2 separate regions of the Homo sapiens genome follow, and region 1 is linked to region 2. A link is a contact called in ENCODE Hi-C or POLR2A ChIA-PET data. All regions are on one chromosome and are shown on one strand. Each heading gives the region's core, a stretch centred on a gene start or an enhancer-like site at or near the end of the contact. The rest is flanking DNA. Distances are from core to core; before and after follow the strand shown.

Region 1 (5,104 bases), core at 1,265-3,764, 590 kb after region 2:
GGGGAGCCCTGGAACAAAGTCAGGGGTGGGGAGGAGCAGCAGCTACCCTAGAGCAAGAGGAAGGGAGTCGGGGTGCACAGGGAGACAGGGAGCTGGCCTGGTCTCAGGGAGGCCCTGGGAGGAAGGTGTGCTTGGAGTGGTAAAGTGAGTGCCAACCAATTCAAGGGACTTCAGAGTGATGACTCATTCCCAGGCCAAGGAAGTGTTCCTGTTCCTGCGCCCAGTTCCCCAGTGCTCTGGAATCTTGTTTAGAGCTTTTGAGTATTCCCAGAACTTTGTTGAATCTGGCCCAAGGAATTGTGAGACAAAAATCTACTGAGCTGCTCCAGAGCTAACCTCCTTCCTTCCCTGAAGGCAGGTGGGATCTTGCCAATTCAGGGCCCACCCTTAGCCTCCAGCAAGACTGGCCCCACAAGTACCCGACCCCCACCCCAAATCTGGAGCTCTACTGAGGGCTCCTAATCCACACTCCAGCTCCAGCTCTTCCGGCTTGCCAGCCTGCCTCCCTCCCATTCTCTGGCCTTCCCAATTTCTGCTGCCAAAAATCACCCTGTGTCCTTTGTCCTGGGAGATGTTGCCGCTTGGTGGAGGGCCAGGAGGGAGCCCAGGAGAAGGAACTGGTGGTGGGCTGGCGGAGGTGCTGGCTTCACGGCCGGGAGCAGACTGACTGCCAGAGGCTACCTGGAGAGCAGGGGAGGGAGAGGAAGGGTTGGGAGGAGCCTGCAGTCTGTGGTGGGGACTGTCTCCACCTTAGAACAAGTGGGATTGAGCAACAAGGATACCCAGGGATTTGGGTCCACATTAAGCCCAGTCTTCACCCGACTGCTTCCCTGTGACCCAGGGGATCTTTAGTGATGACTTTCAACAGATTTGAGAAGGAAAATGGAGATGCCACTAGATGGAAGGCCTGAGGATGGTGTCTCACTCCTCCAAGCTGTATCCCTTACCTATCTACCCATGAGCTTGCCAGCAACCTCCCCCCGCTCCCACATCTGTCATTTCCTTTAACTGCCCTCGTTTCCCATCTCCATTTTTTCTTTTTTTTTTTGAGACGGCGTCTCGCTCTGTCTCCCAGGCTGGAGTGCAGTGGCGCGATCTCTGCTTGCTGAAACCTTTGCCTCCCAGGTTCAAGGATTCTCCTGCCTCAGCCTCTGAGTAGCTGGGATTACAGGCATGCGCCACCACACCCGGCTAATTTTTGTATTTTTAGTAGAGACGGGGTTTCGCCATGTTGGCCAGGCTGGTCTTGAACTCCTGACAAGTGACCCACCCGACTCAGCCTCCGAAAGTGCTGAGATTACAGGCGTGAGCCCCCGCACCGGCCCCATCTCCATTTTCTTTTCCCATCCATGATCTTTCCTCTTCCATACTGCCGCCAGCCATAGGCCTTGTTCAGCTTACATTTCCTTCCAATCTTCTTATCCCCCTCTTCCCCATTCTGCCCGCCCAAGTAAACCCTCCTCGGCTCTACTGGGAGCCCCCACCCCCAGGATCCAGCCAGCCCGGTGTCTCCCACCCTTCTTTCCCATCCAGAGCCCTCCTTTCTCACCCAGAACCTATTTTCCCTAGAATTGGCACCTGGGCCCACCTCGTTCATCCCTTCTTAAGGTTCCTCACGCGTTCCCTCCTCTCTCTCCTCACTGACGTTTCCTCTGGACTTCTCTCTCTCCAGCATTCCTTCATCCCCCCACCCCCAATTCTTATATTTATGACTCTTTTGTCAACACTAATCACCCCCAAAAGCTTTACTTTTTCCAGAAGCCCCATCTTTCTATATATGTCATCTTTTCAATTTTTCTCTCTCCTTATGACCCCAAACTTCCATCCCATTCTCTCTGATAATAGCCCCCAAACCCGTCTGGCTCCATCTCTGCCACAGATCCCTCACCCCAAGCTTCTCTCACTTCTCACCAGGCACCCACAAAGCCCCCAGGCAGCTCCATCTTTCCAATCCAATCCCATTATCCCAATCTCTACCCCAGGATCCCCCAAACTCCTCCCACTTCACCTCTGCCACAGACCCGCTCGCCCCCAAACTTCAGCCTCCCCTCATCTGCCCTCACCACCCACAGCCCCTCCTACCTAGCCCTCTCCCGCGCCGGGCCCGCGGGCTCCCCACATTCCGCCACGGCTAGCCCTCCCCGCGCCCCGGCCCCCTCGGCCTCGGCCTCGGCCAACTCGCGCTGCGCCTCCCCCTCTCCGGCTCCCCCTCTCTCCCCCCTCGCGGCTTGCCTCGCGCTCCCTCCCTCGCGTCTCCCTCCTGGCCCCTCTCTCCTCCGTTCCTCCGCGCTCCCTCCTTCTCCCTCTTCCTCCCTTCTCCCATCCCCCTCTCCCAGGCTCCCTCCCTTCGCCGTCCGCTTTCCTGTGCGAGTCGCCGGACGCACCGCCCAGCCCGTCCGCAGCCCCGCGCCGGGTCGGGGCCTCGGGCCGGGCCATTTCGGAGGGACCGCGGCTTCGGGGAGGGGCTAGGAGGGGGGAGAGGGAGCCGACTGCCGGGGAAGGGGCGGGGGCCGCGGGCGAGGCGGCCGAGGGGCCCGGGATCGCGCGGGTGCGGGCTGCGCTAGGCGGGCGCGGGCGGCGGCGGGTCGGAACCGCGCCGAGGGCCGGGCGGGCCGCGGGGCCGGGCGGCGCGGCGGGGGCGGGCGGCGCGGCCCGGGGCATTCCGGGCGGCCAGGGGGAGGCGGCGAGCCCGGGGAGGTGGGGAGCAGAGCGGGGATCGGGGTTTGCTCCGGGGGCCGGCGGGCGATTGGGGCCAGGCGGGGAAAAGGGGGGATGGGGGCCGCCCTCCGGGGGGGTCGGGGCCGCCGCCGCCGTCGTCGCGGCGGCGACTGAGGCCGAGAAGAGGAGAGGGGGGCGGGGGAGCTGCCGCCGCCGCCCCCCAGAGGCGCCGGAGCCCGGAATCCCGCTCGGAGCCAGCCAGCCGTCCCGAGCTACCAGCAGGTAAGGTCTGCGGCCGCCTGGGCCCCGGGCCCGCGGGGTTCTGTCCCGCCCGGGCTCCGGCCTGCGGCTCCCCACCCCCACCCCTCCCAGTTCCCCCTCCTGCCGCCGCCGCCTCCATTTGTTATTTTCCCAATCCCGTCCCCCCACTGCGGGCTCTGCCTGGCCTGAGGGCCGGGGGCTCAGGGGGTGGGGCCCGCCGAGGAGAGTCGGGGGCCAGGGTTTCGGGAGGATCGGGAAGGTGGGGAAGGAGGGAGGGTCTCCGGAGGAGGCCTGTGGGGCCAGAGGGTATCCGGGACCCGCAGACTCAAAAGAGGAGGAACATCGAGGCCGGGGTTGGCGGAGGAAAACGGGGGATGCTGTGAGTGGGGTTCCGGGCGAAGGCAGAATGGATAGGAGAGATGGCAGCGAGGTGGGGCATGAAGCCTCCAGGAAAAAGCTCCAAAGGACCAGAACACGGGTTCCGGAGCCTGGGGTTGGGGGCTTTAGGAATAGACGGGAAGTGGGAAACGGGAAAGGGGTGTGGTAGGTGGAAAGAGGGATTGTGGCTGATGAACCTGGGGGAGACGGAGGCTTGGGCAAAGAGAGGTCCATTTTTGAGAAGAGCCGGAGGTTTTCCAGCGTGGAAGAGGGAAGGCCATGTCTTTGTGACGGTTTTCATTCCCCTACTGCAGGTCACCTCTGACCCTGTTTTCCCTATCCCAGACATAGTTATTTCTTGGAGAGGGCACTGGGGCCCAGTAGTGTGGGTTATCCCAAAACTAGTGAGGAGGAAAACAGGAACACAGAAGGGGGAGTTGGGAAGAAAGGGGTTCTGGGAGGATGGAAATGGAGAATTGAGCAACCTTACAGGCACTCCAGGCAAGTTGCGACCTCCACCCTCCACCCTCCAATTTCCGGAGCGTCCGCTGCCCCTGGAGCTGTGATCTATATAGGGAGGCCTTAGTTACTGCTTTGAGCTCAAAGATCTCCCTTTGTGCATGGGCTTATTTTGACTAGGGTAGGTACCTTCAAGCTCCCTTACCTGAGGTGCTATAGGAGGGTAGGAGTTGCTTTGGCAACTGGGGTAGGGGGTAGCTGCCAGATGGACACCTGGGATGGTCTCTTGAGGGGCACCTTTTGCCACTGTGTTGCTATGGTAGTGATCCAGTGGGATGTCAGATTGGTTGGGGGGGCTTCGAATGTTTATTGGACCTCAGCCTGTGGCTGTCCTTGGGACTCTGGGCTGGGTTTTGGAGGTTGTTTCTGGATCTGTTGGTGGTTGGGAGTTTCCCCACGGTGTGCACCCTTTCATGTTGAAGTCTGTTGGAACAGGTAGATACGTTCCTTGCAGATCATAGGTGTTTCTCCAAGTCTCTCCACCTGGGCATGATGGGAGGATGAAAACGCTTCTGTTCAGGTTACACCATCTTTTGGCAGTTGGTTCTGACCTCTACCTCCCTTATTATGTTATTTTTTGTAGAGTTGTCTTTTTGCTTCTTTGCACTTTCTTTCATTTTCTAAAACTTGAATTCCTCTTTGAGCCTCCCTTCTTGAGTAACCCTTTTCCTCTTTCCCTCAACTAACCTTTGGCCTTCTTCCCTGACCTTGTAGAAATGGCTGGGCTCCCAGGCCCATCCCAGGTGAGGGTGGCCCAGGACAGAGGGCTGTGAAACAGCTTCATGCAGGGGAAATACTATAGAACAGGAGCCAGGAGACCTGTGTCTAGACCTGGCTGTGCCTCTGTGACCTTGGGCAAGTCACTTCTCTTTGAGCCTGGGCTTCATTGTTAAGATGAAGGGGCTATAGATGAGATGATCTCTGAGGCCTCTCTGAAGGTCCCGGATTCTCAGAAGGCTTAGGCCAGTGCATCGTTATCTGCTGGTCTGGGCTGCATTGTTATCTAGGAGTCACTTTGGACTGGTTTGTTAGTCTGGCAGGTCCAGAATGATGTTGGGGGCTGGGCCAATGATCCTGAAATTTAGCCTGCGAGCCCCTCCCAGAGAGCTTGTGACTCCACTGTATTCCTTCTGACATCCCATATTTCTCTCTTAATTTCTTTTCCTGTTCTTACTTAGGGGCTCTTTTTCTAGTTCTCACTTTCCTCCCAACCCAGTCTGGTCTTAATCATTTTCTTTTTAAAGTAAGGTAATGGCAGTGCGCAGTGGCTCACGCCTGTAATCCCAGC
Region 2 (5,565 bases), core at 2,503-5,002:
TCATCTTGCGAGGCCTCCCCCTGTGATCTCTCGGTCCTCTCCGCATTCCTGGGTTGCCTCACACCTGGGTTATTGCAAGTGTCTTCTAGCCTCTCTCCTGCTCCCATCCGTCCTACACACTTTTTAAATCTTCATTCAGGCTTTAACTTGCACGCACAAGTGTGTGAACCTTCCTCTCCATCTCCAGGGCCTGGCTCCAAACAGCATTTCCATGGTCATGGAAATGATCTGAAGACTTCCACAGATGCCTCACTACTTTTTTTTTTTTTTTTTTGAAACAGGGTCTCACTCTGTCACCCAGGGTGAAGTGCAGTGGCACAATCATAGCTCACTGCAACCTTCACCACCAGGACGGAATGTAGTGGTGTGGTCAGGGCTCACTACAACCTCCACCTCCTGGGCCCAAGCCGTCCTCCCGAGCTCAGTCTCCCGAATAGCTGGGATGACAAGCACGCCCCACCATGCCCCGCTAATCTTTGTATTTTTTGTAGAGACAGGGTTTTGCTGTGTTGCCCAGGCTGGTCTCGAACTCCTGGACTCAAGCAATCCACACACCTCGGCCTCCTGAAGTGCTGGAATTACAGGCATGAACCACAGCACCCATCTGAGATGCCTCACCTCACTTCTAATCACAGTCTGGGCACAGAATGTGCCCTAGGAGAACAGCTTCTGAATAAACGAATGAATGAATTCCTCCACCTGGAACCATATTCAACACTCTTCCTCCATCCTCTCCCCCACTCCCTCTAATTCTCCCATTCACATTTCTTAGTGTTTCTCAACATGGTTTTTCCACTCCCGAACCAAGGTGTCTGGCTTCCTGCCACCCTGCCCATCAACACAAAATCCCATCTCTCCATTCCTCTCCTCTTCCTCACATCAGTATCCAACTCTGCTTCCCTCCTTTATAGCTACCCTGACAGGCAGTGACTTCAGATGTCAGCTCCACATCCACTTTTCTATGAGGCTTTCCCTCCGCCATCCCATCTGACACATCTCTTGTTCCTTAATTCCTTCAGCAAATAGTTAAGGGGCACAGTTAATGTGACAGGTCCCGTATGGGTGCTAGGGATGCTGAGGTGGATAATACACAGCTCGTGCTCTCAAGAGCTCTCACTTGAGTCAAAGACAGTCAGTTGTAGGCACTGAGATCTATACAGGGAGTGCTGCAGTTGCACAGTGAAGGACACTGAAGCAGCGTGGGGAAGCTCCTGAATTTTCTGGAGCTGAGCGCAGGAGCTGAGACCTGCTAAGCAAGGAAAGGCAGTGGACTAAGGCTCACCTCCTTCCCCAGTTCCTCCTCCTCCCAACTGGTGCTCCAGGACACCACATCACAATGCATTTGTGGATATTTTCCTCGGGATTGCTCTGAAATCATTTTTCACTGTAAGCCATCTTGGTTACTAGGCTGTAAGCTCTTTGAGAGCAGCAAAATCCTGTTTGCTTTGCCACAGTCTCTCCTGTATCATTCTTCCCTACTCCCCTACCCCACTTCTCTCTCTCTCTCTCTCTCTCTCTCACACACACACACACACACACACACACACACACACTGTGAGCTCTGCATTGCCCACTGAATGGTGAGAAATTCAGAAGGATGTTGCATTCCCTTTGTTTTCCCTTTCCTCCAGCTCCAGGCCAGGCTTCTGTCCCTTAGGAGACATAATCCCACCTGGGCTGAAGCACCCCAGGACGCAGGCACTTCCCTTTACCTGTTCAGGCTACCTTTACCCTCTGTTTTCCCAACACAGGTAGCCACCCAGTAATTACTACTAGTCACAGCAATATAAAAACTTTATTGAGTGCTTTCTATTTGCTACAACCTATTCCCCTGATGGACTGTCAAAGCTGTGGGCAGGGATTTTGTTCTCTGCTGTAATCCCAGCACCTATCACAGTGTCTAGCCCAGAGCGCACACTTAATAAATCAAATGAACACTTAACATGTATCAGTCTATTCAATCTTCAAAACAACAGTATGAGGTCAAGACTGTGACACCCATTTTGGAGATAAAGAAACGAAGGCATGGAAGGTTAGGTTATATAAGCTGCTCTTGTTCATGCAGGAGGTATGTGAGGGAGCCAGGGGCCGCCCCCAAACAGAAAACAGAAGCAGGATGTCAGGGCAGCTGGCTGGTGGGGAGACCGTGGGGGAAGGACAGTGGGAAGAAGGGAAGAGCGGGTGGGACTAAGGAGGCAGGAGGAGGCAGAAGAAGAAGAGTGAGACCCTGACCAGAGACGTGCTGCCTGGGGACCTGGGGCCGGGACCAGAGCGGAGCAGAGAGGAGGGGAAGGAGGATTAGCGAGAAAAGATTTCAAAAAAAGAGGCTCTGAGAAGTCTGAGGAGAGTCTGGGGAGATTGCTGGAAGAAAGGAATGGTAGGAGAGGAAGAGTATAAGGCACTAAAGAGAGGGGAGGTAGGCGCAGCCTTCAGAGGCCGGGCAGGGCAGGGAAAATCTGCCTGACTAGATGGGCCCAGGACATCTGAACAGGATGATTCCCGGACCAAGACGTGGAGGACGATCAAGGATACATTGAAACAAGGCTGAGGCCAGAGAAAGGGACATTTTCCAGTGACGAAAACAACTTTCTACCAACTTCCCCAAACTGAACTGTAGAATAAGAAACCAAGGGATTGTTGTTTAGGTCTGTGAGAAGCAGCGGGGAGGGGAAGCTGGAGGACAGGCCCAGGGACACTGACCAGGTGGGGGTAGGACTAGCTCCCTGGGAAGGCTCAGTCCCACAGCGGCTACCTGCCTAGCAGCAGGCAAAAGGGTAAAGAATGTCCCCAGGTGAGAGGCCGGGGCTTGGCCAGGGCACTGGGGACACTGTCCACTGGGTTGCCCTGCCCCATCCAGTGTCCCAGCCCATTCTCAAATACCTCCCACCATGAGCATCCCAAACCCACCACACCAGCCCATCCCCACTCCTCAACTCACTCCCCCACTTCACCAGCCGCCAAAATCCTGCCCTACAGGGTGTGCTCCACCAAGTTCCACAGGCAGCCTCGCCTCCCCACGGCCCAACACCCTCCAGGCCAGCCAGCTGACCGGAGGGACAGAATTCAGAACCGTCTGGACTCCCCGAGCACTAATCTTCCTACTCCCACTCCCTTCTTTTCCCCGCCAAATCTGCCCCACCCTGGGCCTATCTCCTGCCCACATTCCCTTGGCCGCCCACAAACTTCCACCGCTGTCAGGGGCCAGGGCTTCCTTTTACTCTCTCCCTTTCAAACTTCTCCCATTCCCCTGCCTCAGCGCAGCCCCTACTCCAAAAGGCGGATGAATGGGGAACCCCACACTGGCAGTGGCTGAGGTTAGGACCTGCAGGCCTGAGGCTGGCGCCAGGACCAGGCCCGGGCAGGAGAGGCTCGGCCCCCTCCCGGAGAGGGCCCACGCCAGCCGGAAGGTGCCTCGCCCACCAGCCCACTCTTCCCTTTGTCCCTGGTCTCACCAGTGGCAGCAGCAGGTCAGGCACGGTGGAGAGGCCCATGCCAGACAGCTATGGCCTCTCACTCCCCCATTTGGGCTCAGGGCAGTGTGGCAGCGGCAGTGCTGGGGCTTCCCGGGACTCGGTCTGTCCAGGACGTCCCAAGTGCCTTGGGGTGACAGTTGAGGGTTGAGACTCGGGCATAGAGATCACGGCCTGGTCCCAGTGATCTTGAACCCCAAAGGCCAGAACTGGAGCCTCAGTCCAGAGAATTCTGAGAAAATTAAAGCAGAGAGGAGGGGAGAGAAGGTGGGAGGGGAAGAGTGAGGCAGTGTTGCAACAGCGGGACAGGAAGAGCTGGAGGAGGAGGCCACAGGAGGCGGGAGGAGGAGGCCCAACGTTCTTTAACTCTTTGTAGTCCAGTCACAAGCACAGGAGTCCCAGATCTGGCTGCCTTGTGCCCCCAACCCACCAATCCGACCACTCCCAACCAAACACCAAGGGGCAATAAGCCCCTTGCCCACATCACTAGCCTTTCCCAGATGGATCACAGCAGTGAAAAGATCCAGAGTCTGGGAGTCAAATTCTCTGGGTTCCAATTCAGAATGCTTAGCTTTTTAGCTAAGAATGTGTCTTGGACACATAAATGAACTTCTCAGACACATAACTGAAACTGTCTGGATCTGTTTTCCAATTTGCAGAGTGGAGATAACCTGTCTCCTGGGGTTCCTGTAAGGATTTGTTCAGATGGGAGAGATATAGATAAGCGTCCGACACATGATAGGTACTCCATGTCCCTTAGTAATCCTCCCCTTTACTCCAGAGTTCTTCACTAGCCTCCTAGTCTCCCTCTTTCTTGGGAATTTACTGATCCAATCCAAAACTCAAAGTAAGTCCCAACCCTCGTTTTCTGCCCTGACTGGGTGCCTGCCATTCCTCACCCCAGGTCTCATCCAGTCTCTGCCTGGCCAGGTCCCCCCACCCTGCCCCACTGTTGATCCTGGCTCTGCCACCAATCATGCGACATCAGGCAACTCCTCTCCTAAGCCTCTGTTGGTTCCTTGTTTATTAAACAGGGGTAACAATGTCTGCCCACCTACATGGGGAAAGTGATGCCATGAGAATCAATGAGACGTATCCACGAAGCTGCCGTGGAAATAAAGATACCTCCATCAGGTGTTCCTAGCATATTCCCAGTGCCCTTTTCCTAAATATTCCAATACATCAATTATAACTCACCTTACAGATCATCGACTACAACCCCCTAGGTTTTTTTATTTCTTCGTTTGCTTGTTTTTCATTTTTGTTTTTGTTTTGAGGGTCCGCTCCGTTTCCCAGGCTGGAGTGCAGTGGTACCATCGCAGCTCACTGCAGCCTCGACCTCCCAGGTTCAAGTAATCCTCCCACCTCAGCCTCCCAAGCAGCTGGGACTATAGGTGCATACCACCACGCCTGGGTAATTTTTGTATTTTTTGTAGAGACAGGGTCTCACCATGTTACACAGGCAGGTCTTGAACTCCTGGGCCCAAATGATCTGCCCACCTCAGCCTCCTAAAGTGCTAGGATTACAGGTGTGAGCCACCGTGCCCACCCAACTGCCCGGTTTTATAGAGGAGAAAACTGAGGTCCAGAAACCCAATGTGCCAGGAGGCAGAGCCAACAGAGAACCCCAGACTCCCGACTGCCGGTCCAAGGGCCCCTTTGGCTATGAGAGACACACTGCCACTTTTTCTGTCACTGAGTCAGACCCCACATCCTGACTCTGGTTACTTTATGCCATCCTCATTGATGCAGACATCTCCCAAGAGAATCCTACAACAAAGGTACCACATTTACCCAACTATCTTCTTGGTACAATGACCTTCCCTACATCCAGCCCCGCCCAAGGGCCTGCAGCTGCTGAGGCTGCTAGAAATGCAGGCAGACAGAGAAGAGGGAGGTCCTAGGGCTTTGGAACTTGAAACCAGAGCTCCTCACCCCTTATCCCTCTGAGATGACCTCCCAGCCCCAAGTCCACCGTCCCCTGGCTCTTCCTGGCTTCCCCTCTGTGATCCGCAGATGAGAATGGAGCTTCAGTGTCCCTCACTGCGGGGGGAGCTGACTTTACTCCACCCCATCGTCCAGCTTCTGGAGAACT

The links. A loop is a pair of places that touch in the nucleus more often than their neighbours do. ChIA-PET counts read pairs that join two places held with the same protein, here RNA polymerase II (POLR2A). Pooled maps may share reads with other maps.
Region 1: a loop to region 2 is called in a map of ascending aorta, with 2.1 times the contacts of the local background. The contact joins the promoter of ATN1 here to the promoter of TNFRSF1A in region 2. A Hi-C loop is called at or near these places in 1 of 168 maps with a recorded cell type or tissue (ascending aorta) and 2 of 50 pooled maps. POLR2A ChIA-PET finds 5 or more read pairs at or near these places in 1 of 52 experiments (activated T-cell).

Annotation. Positions count from the first base shown.
Region 1 is chr12:6,925,445-6,930,548 of GRCh38, forward strand. ATN1 (atrophin 1) reads left to right here and starts at 2,515. Exons shown (of 10, transcript NM_001940.4): 1 at 2,515-2,940. LOC124902868 (a long non-coding RNA gene) reads right to left here and starts at 2,252. Exons shown (of 2, transcript XR_007063194.1): 1 at 2,083-2,252; 2 at 1-681. RefSeq lists an enhancer at 400-1,099 and silencers at 2,124-2,173, 2,354-2,513.
Region 2 is chr12:6,338,324-6,343,888 of GRCh38, forward strand. It overlaps TNFRSF1A (TNF receptor superfamily member 1A), which reads right to left and starts at 3,753. Exons shown (of 10, transcript NM_001065.4): 1 at 3,453-3,753. The coding sequence starts at 3,491. RefSeq lists an enhancer at 3,556-3,655.